Linked DNA regions of Mus musculus: all the other regions are linked to region 2. Evidence: chromatin loops called from intact Hi-C (ENCODE). Cell type or tissue: left cerebral cortex. All regions are shown on one strand.

Evidence for each region. Peaks named below come from ENCODE experiments on the same cell type or tissue, not always from the same donor. Only the 100,000 strongest peaks of a DNase experiment are listed, where the experiment ranks them.
Region 1: a loop joins it to region 2, with 2.9 times the contacts of the local background. A loop is called at or near these places in 1 of 42 quality-filtered maps.
Region 3: it touches region 2 in a loop (8-fold over the local background); 6 of 42 quality-filtered maps call a loop at or near these places.

Annotation. Positions count from the first base shown.
Region 1 is chr7:24,598,348-24,600,847 of GRCm38, forward strand. All of the region lies in intron 3 of Ethe1 (ethylmalonic encephalopathy 1), which reads left to right. Among named protein-coding and RNA genes, the nearest start is that of Ethe1, 5.7 kb to the left of the region's middle. In left cerebral cortex, a CTCF peak has its summit at 1,088 (motif pointing left); no DNase peak of the experiment used is centred here.
Region 2 is chr7:24,882,530-24,885,029 of GRCm38, forward strand. Rps19 (ribosomal protein S19) reads left to right here and starts at 2,063. Exons shown (of 6, transcript NM_001360119.1): 1 at 2,063-2,138. In left cerebral cortex, a CTCF peak has its summit at 1,455 (motif pointing right); DNase peaks (open chromatin) are centred at 1,664 and 1,860; H3K4me3 peaks cover 1,314 bases; H3K27ac peaks cover 1,269 bases.
Region 3 is chr7:24,816,138-24,818,637 of GRCm38, forward strand. No RefSeq gene overlaps it. Among named protein-coding and RNA genes, the nearest start is that of Gm38965, 36 kb to the right of the region's middle. In left cerebral cortex, a CTCF peak has its summit at 1,553 (motif pointing right); a DNase peak (open chromatin) is centred at 1,559.

The DNA of each region.
Region 1 (2,500 bases), 280 kb before region 2:
CCTTTGACCTCCACGGTTGGGCTAAGGCATGCACACCCCTTCACAATAATAATAATAATAATAATAATAATAATAATAATAATAATAATAAATAAAATGTACTAAAAACATTAGAAATAAGACAGGGGACTGCCTTAACCCCTTAAACAGAACAAAGCATTATATGATACATAAAATGAAGGAAAGTGTGCACACACTGGACCTGTACAGCTTGCTTGTGTTCTTACTGGCTTGCATTTGGGTTCCTTCCTCCTGTATCCCTACAGAACATCCCTGTCACCCCCACGGGATGCTCTGCTCTTCCTGCCCACTGACACCTCCTCCCGAGGGACCATTTAGACACACACACAATCACAAATAGCTTCACTTGGCCCTAATCCTAGCTCTGATGCTTTCTGCAGAAAACTTTTGATCTTGTGACTAGCCTGGGTTACTTGAGCAAGTACCAGGCTAGCTTGGGCTACAGAGTGAATCCCTGTCTCCAAGGAAAACAAAGCCCAGAAACATACTACAGAGTATGGGCCGAGTCGATGTTCATTTCTTCTGTTTGATGTCTGTAGTTGTCATTTTTGTTGTTGGTTTGCGACAAGGTGTCATATGTAGCCCTGGTTAGCCTGGAGCTCACCATTTAGATAGGTTGGCCTCAAATTCACAGAGATTCCCCTGCCATTGCCTTCTGAGTTATAATTCTTTCTCATGGTTATAGAGTCAGGGCTGGCCAACTTTTTCCATGAAACATTAAATAGTAAATCCAATCTTCTTGTTCGTTTGTTTGGTTTTTTTGTTTTGTTTTGTTTCTTCGAGATGGGGTTTCTCTTTGTAGCCCTGGCTGTCCTGGAACTCACCCTGGCCTCGAACTCACAGAGATCCACCTGACTCTGCCTCCCAAATGCTAGGGTTAAAGGCATGTGCCACCACTACTGGCTGTAAGTTTTGGCCACAGGTCATGTGTTCTGGTGACTCGGCTCTCCTCTTGCGGTGTGAAAACATTTGGCACAACTGGAGCAGTAAGCCTGGCTGTGACCCCCAAGAGCTCCTAAGATGTGATTCTCACAGTGTTCCGCCCCCTAGTGTGGCCCCAGTGCACCTGCAAGTCATACAGACTCCTAGGCCTGTGCTAAGAACTGCCTAAAATCCCTCTCTATTGCTCTTCTCCTAACAGGGTCTCACTTAGAGCAGGCTGGCTTTGGGCTTGCCATATTGCTAAGGAGGACCTTGAACTCTGGATCTAATTCCCCTGCCTTCACCTCCGCAGGGCGGGGATCACTGGTGTGCCTGCCCATGGTCTGTTCCAGCCAAGAGAAAACGTAAACACTGACGAGCGCCCGCTTAAAAAGAGGTGGTAGGTCAGGTTTTAATCCCCTCACCACAGTTTTGCCAACCCCTGATGTGAGCCCCACAGGTTATGTACTCATGCTCCTTTGGATAGCTATCCTCGGTTTTCACAACTGTGAAGGATGTTGATATTCTTGTTTGTACAAGTCCCCTGGCAGAAGTTGACCTCAGTTCCGAGGAATTGCATTGCTGAGTCACAGCAAGGGCATTCCTTTAACCTTAGCAAATTCGCCAGATGCTATTTTTCTCTTGCAGTGCTGGGGACGGAAACTAGGCCCTTGACCATGCCAAGCCCGCTCCCTACCACAAAGCACGCCTCCTTCCTGGGGGACTCTAGGCAGGGGCTCTACCACTGAGCCACACCCAGCCCCTCACTGGTGGATTGTAGGCAGGGGCTCTACCACTGAGCCAAGCCCCCAGCTCCTCACTGGGGGATCCTAGGGTAAGCATTGTACTTCTTTTTTGGGGGGGGGGGAGTTGGGGTTTTTTTGTTTGTTTGTTTTTTTGAGACAGGGTTACTCTGTGTAGCCTCACTTTGTAGACCAGGCTGGCCTCGAACTCAGAAATCCGCCTGCCTCTGCCTCCCAAGTGCTGGGATTAAAGGCGTGCGCCACCACCGCCCGGCTAGCACTGTACTTCTGATCTGCATCCCTGTTCCTCTTTTTTCTGTTGTTGTCATGTTCATTAGGCCCGTTTGTTTGTTTTTTGCTTTTTTAAGACAGAGTTTTTCTGTGTAGCTCTGGCTGCTCTGGATTTGTCTATATAGACCAGGCTGGCTTTGGACTCAGAGATCTGCTTGCATCTGACTCCCAAATGCTGACATTAAAGGCATGCACCTTTCATTAGCCCTCTTAATTAAAAATTACAAGACTTATTTTTTTTTTATTTCTGTGTGAAGGGTGCATGTATGGAGGACAAACAGCTTTTGGGACTGTTTTGTTTTTTTCTGCAGTGTTGATACCAGGGACTGAACTCAGATTATATCTTGGCAGCAAACACCTTTACCTGCTGAGCCAACTTGCCAGCCTCCTCTGCCGAGTTTTTATTTTTGTTTTATGTATCTGCATGCTTTGCCTGAGTGTATGTAAGTACATGAGCCTGGTGCTTGCAGAAGCCTGAAGAGTGAATAGCATCATCAGGAACAGGAATTAAGGACAGATGTAAG
Region 2 (2,500 bases):
TCACCATGACCAAATGCCAGATAGAAACAACCCAAGGATTTATTCATTTGTCTCAGTTTGGAAAGGGACTGGTTTATTGCCACATGGCCCCATGTCCTTGAGCAAATCACTGTCATGCTGGGTGTGTCCTGCTGAGGAGCTAGGACTACCACACAGATAAGAGACCCCAGGCAAGAGAAGAAGAGTTCCCAGTTCTAACCATTCCTCCAGCTAAGCCCATCTTCCACCTCCCACAGCCTCTCACCAGCAGCATCCTATTTGTGAATCCATTGATTCTGTCAGCGTCCTCACACTCACAGACATCCCCAGAAGTGCACTTTACTGGTCGCATACATGGTTTTTGTATTGGTGCTGTTCTGGTTTGGCTGCCTTAGAACTCATTATGTAAACCAATCTGACCTCGAATTTGCTGTAATCCTCCTGCCTGTGTCTCCTGAGTGTTAGGACCGTAGGTGTGCATCACTATGCCCAGGCCATTTAAGTGTTTAAGGTTTTTTTAAATTTACTTTTGTGTGTATGTGTCTGCATATGTACATACATGAGTGCACGTGCCCGAGGAAGCCAGAAGAGGACATGTCATCCTCTGGAGATGAAAGTACAAGCTACTGTGACCCTCCAGTGTAGGTGTTTGGAACTGAAGTCAGATTTTCTGAAATTGCTGAGCCATCTGTCTCTCCGGCCCCTCAAACTGGCTTAACTTTTCACTTATGTATTGATAATTCATTTCTTTTTAATATTTTTTTCTAATTTTAAGTCTTAGTATGTGTATAAAGAGGGTGCGATATGTGAACATACACCCTTCTCTGAGACGCACCTGTGGCAGTCAGAGGACAAAACTCTGTAGTTAGTTCTTATACCGTGATGGGTTCAAAGAATCGTATCAGGTCAATCAGGCTCGTATGGGAGAACTTCTACCTAGTGAGCGAACCATCACAATGCCCCTCGTTTCTTTTTTTTTTTTGGGGGGGGGGGGGTCGAGACAGGGTTTCTCTGTGTAGCCCTGACTGTCCTGGAACTCACTCTGTAGACCAGGCTGGCCTCGAACTCAGAAATCCGCCTGCCTCTGCCTCCTGAGTGCTGGGATTAAAGGCGTGCGCCACCACGCCCGGCCCCTCCTCTCTTTTCTATCTTAAATAATATTTGTCTGGATGCAACACAACCTCAAATATTTTATGCGCTGCGCTGCGGGGTGGGAGTGGGAGGTACTGAGAGCCTGGCGTAGTGACACACTCCCGTAGCATTAAGCTGGGGGATCATGAGTTCAAAGCCAGCCTTAGATAAAAAGTCCCAGGCCAGTCTTGGCTAAATAAATTAATGATAATCCTGTCTCAAAACAACAAACGATAGGCAGGTAGGTGGGTGGGTAGGTACAGATATAATAAAGTTGCACAGGTCAGCTTGGATGACTCAGAAGAGGCAAACGAGGAGACTAACGGTCTGAACAACCAGACTCCGGCACTAGATGGCGGAGCTGAACCTCCACCAAGGGCCCGCCTCTACCCCTTTGTCCCCGCCCTAATCTCCTCCCCGCTCCCAACGCCTTCTTTCCTCTCCGCGAGCGTCAATGGAGCTGAAGCAACTTCCGCCCAAAGAAGGGTGGGGCTTCCGTGTATCTCTTGGTCTCGCGAATGCTAATGCTAGCACAAAAGGTGGTGGTGGCCACATGTCATAGTGCCTTTTCCCTGGATTGCCTGTCACGGTTCCGCCCGTAACTATTCCCATTTCCGGCCAGGAAGCAGGGTCTTGCGCTGAATCCCGCCTTCCTTTCGTGCGCGCTCAACTTCGCCCGCACTTCCGCCCTCAAAAGTTTCCGCCTCCTTGTTCCCGCCAGACACACAAGGCTCAAATGAAGGCCGACTCCCCCAGCTCGCTCCGGTCACGCCCAAGGAAACGGAAAGAGGAACCAGATCCCTTATCCTCCTCCCGAGTCCCTTCTCTTGGCTTCTCCACCCCTTCCTCTTACAGACCCGCCCATTTTGGGTGGAGATGAAGCCATATTCGCCCTCAGAAAGGCGGAGCCCTCTGGTTTAGCCGCTCTCGCGAGCACTCCGAAATCTCGCGAGACTCGACGCCCGACTTGTGCGCCCGGGAAACCCCGTCGTTCCCTTTCCCCTGGCTGGCAGCGCGGAGGCCGCACGGTGAGTGAGGGCTCTGGGTCGCGGCTGTGCGCGGGGCCACGGGGCCGGGCTTTCTGGCCCCAAGAGCTCGTGCCGGGACCGCGGGAAGCCCGGCGCGGGGTCGCTCCGCCCTCTGGAGCCGCGGCCACGTGCGAGCGGCAGGCCCGGACATGCCTGATCGCCGCAATCCGGGAGCCCGGAGGGTTAGGTGGGCAGCGGAGGGGTGAGTGGGACGCCCGGAACGTGGGCTTGAGGGAGCGGGGTGTGGAGGGCTCTCCCACGCGGTCACCACGCCGCGGTGCTGCGATCCGCGTGGCGTGTGCACCCGGCAACTCTGTTGGACCTGCAGGAGCCGAGTTGCAGGGACATGAGGCTGGGTGGAT
Region 3 (2,500 bases), 66 kb before region 2:
ACAGAGAATATAGCCGCCATGCCATGTAGGAGTAGGGTAGAATGGCCCCAAGAGAGCTGTCTTGACTGGGTCCAGGGCAGCAAAGATAGAATATAGATTGTAGTAAATAGTGATTTGGGAATTTTGGAGAAAGGTATATTAGCCATGTAGAGGTTAGGCAGTGACCCAACCATTAAGCTGTTTTAGACATATCAAAAAATAAAGTCTGTGTGTGTAAAAGTGTGTGTGTGTGTGTGTGTGTGTGTGTGTGTGTGTGTGTGTGTGTGTGTGTTTCATTTGAAAACCCAAAACATTGAGGCAGGTAGCAAAGAGCTCCACCACCACCACCAGGATCAATTTGAGTACTTAATTGGCCACTATTACAGCTGTGAGCCATAAATGCAATAAATAGGTTGGTCTCTCCCATAACATCTGAGCCACAGTTGTGCCAGTGTATCTTGGTGCTGTAGGTCCCAGGGCTTGTAGCTGGGTGACACTGGTGGTTACCTTCCTCTGGTAGCATGCAAAGTACCTTCCAGTACTGTGAACACTGGTCAGGAGTGGGTGAAACGTCCAGTTAGGCACCAAGTGTCAGGAATAAGGCAAGGATGTCCACTCTCTCCGTGCCTGTTCAATACAGTGCTTGAATTCTTAGCTAGATCAATAAGACAACTGAAGGAGGTCAGAGGGATACACACAGGAAAGGAGGTGTCTATATTTGTAGGAAATATGGTTTTATACATAAAGACTCTACATCCCTCCATCTCAACCCTAAAAAGACACACACCTAGATTTTTCTTCGAACCCTCCGAGGTGCAAACTTCCCCTGATAGCTTTCATCCTCCTAGTTCTCCAGCTCTGGACCAGTAATCTCAAGACAGCTTTCACCGTCTCTTACACTTACCTTGCACAGGTTGGAGCCCAGGAGTGAAGGGACACCACTGTGAGCAGGGTCGAGATGATCAACCTTGCAGCCTGGAGACCAGAGCCCATCTGTCCCTGGGTGCCTGGTCAGCATTTCTGCTGCAGCCCTTGGCGCCAGAAGCAAGATTTTACAACCATGGGCTTTTCCACCCACTCCCCTGGTCCCAAAGTAATAACTCTGAGACTTGATTATTTATAAATAAATGCCTAGGCGTAAGCTTGGGCTTGTTCCCCAGCTAGCTTGGGACTTCATTAACCTGTTTGTTCTGTTCTATGAGCCACGTGGCTGGTTACCTCTCCTCAGCTTCATGCATCTGTCTCCTCAGAGTTGGGGCGAATCTCTTCCTCGGCTGACTCTATCCCAGAGTTCCTCTCTCCCTGCCAGAACTTCCACCTCCAATTTCCTGCCTTAGCTAACAGGCCATCAGATTTTTATTGGCAGGTGATGCTTCCATACAGGACACAAGAGAGTCTCTCTACAGGTCTTCTCATGTCATGGGCGGGGGGTTGGGGGGTGATATCAAGACACAAAGTAACAGTCAGGGAATGGAATCCCAGAGACAGGAGCTTGGCTTTGGATCAATCATGGATACACAGCCTACTGCCCATACCTTGACCTAACAAAGCATGGTGAGTTCCTCCCATGCCCAGTAGGGGGAACCCGTGCACTCTGTAACCTTCGAGCATCACCCATAGGGAGAGATTACAGGAAAGTCACCTGAGCAAGGACAGAGAGGAGACACTCTGCTAATACACAGAGACTGTCTCTATGGACCTTTTTGTTTTGTTTTGTTTTCTCCATTTATTTTTTTATTAGATATTTTCTTTATTTACATTTCAAATGTTATCCTCTTTCCTAGTTTCTTCTCTGAAAATCCCCTATCCCCTCCCACCTCCCCCTGCTCCCCAACCCAACCACTCCCATTCCTGGTCCTGGCATTCCCCTATACTGGGGCATAGAGCCCTCACAGGACCAAGGACCTCTCCTCCCATTGATGACAGACTAGGCCATCCTCTGCTACATATACAGCTAAAGCCACAAGTTCCACCATGTGTTTTCTTTGTTTGGTGGTATAGTTCCAAGGAGCTCTGGGGGTACTGGTTAGTTCATATTGATGTTCCTTCTATGGGGCTTCAGACCCCTTCAGCTCCCTGGGTCCTTTCTCTAGCTCCTTCATTGGGGACCTTGAGCTCCGTCCAATGAATGACTGTGAGCATCCACTTCTGTATTTGCCAGGCACTGGCAGAGTCTCTCAGGATACAGCTACAGCAGGCTCTTGTTGGCATCTGCCTAGTGTCTGGGTTTGGTGGCTGTTTATGGAATGGTTCCCCCCGAAGGTTGTTCCTTCCTCTCTGGACCTTCTACCAAGGACAGTACAGCCCAGAATATCCAGCTCACCTCCTCTTGCATTTTTCAGGACCTGAAGCCCTTTCTCTTTCTAAATTTGTGTCCATAGGCCAACCTGATGCCAGATAAAGAGCTGGTCTCCTCAACCAGACACGACTCAGCTAGCCCATCAGTCTGCCCTAGAGCCATCCCTATCACCTTCCTACTGAGAGTAAGTCACACTGTCCCAGAGCCTAGACGTCACTGAGA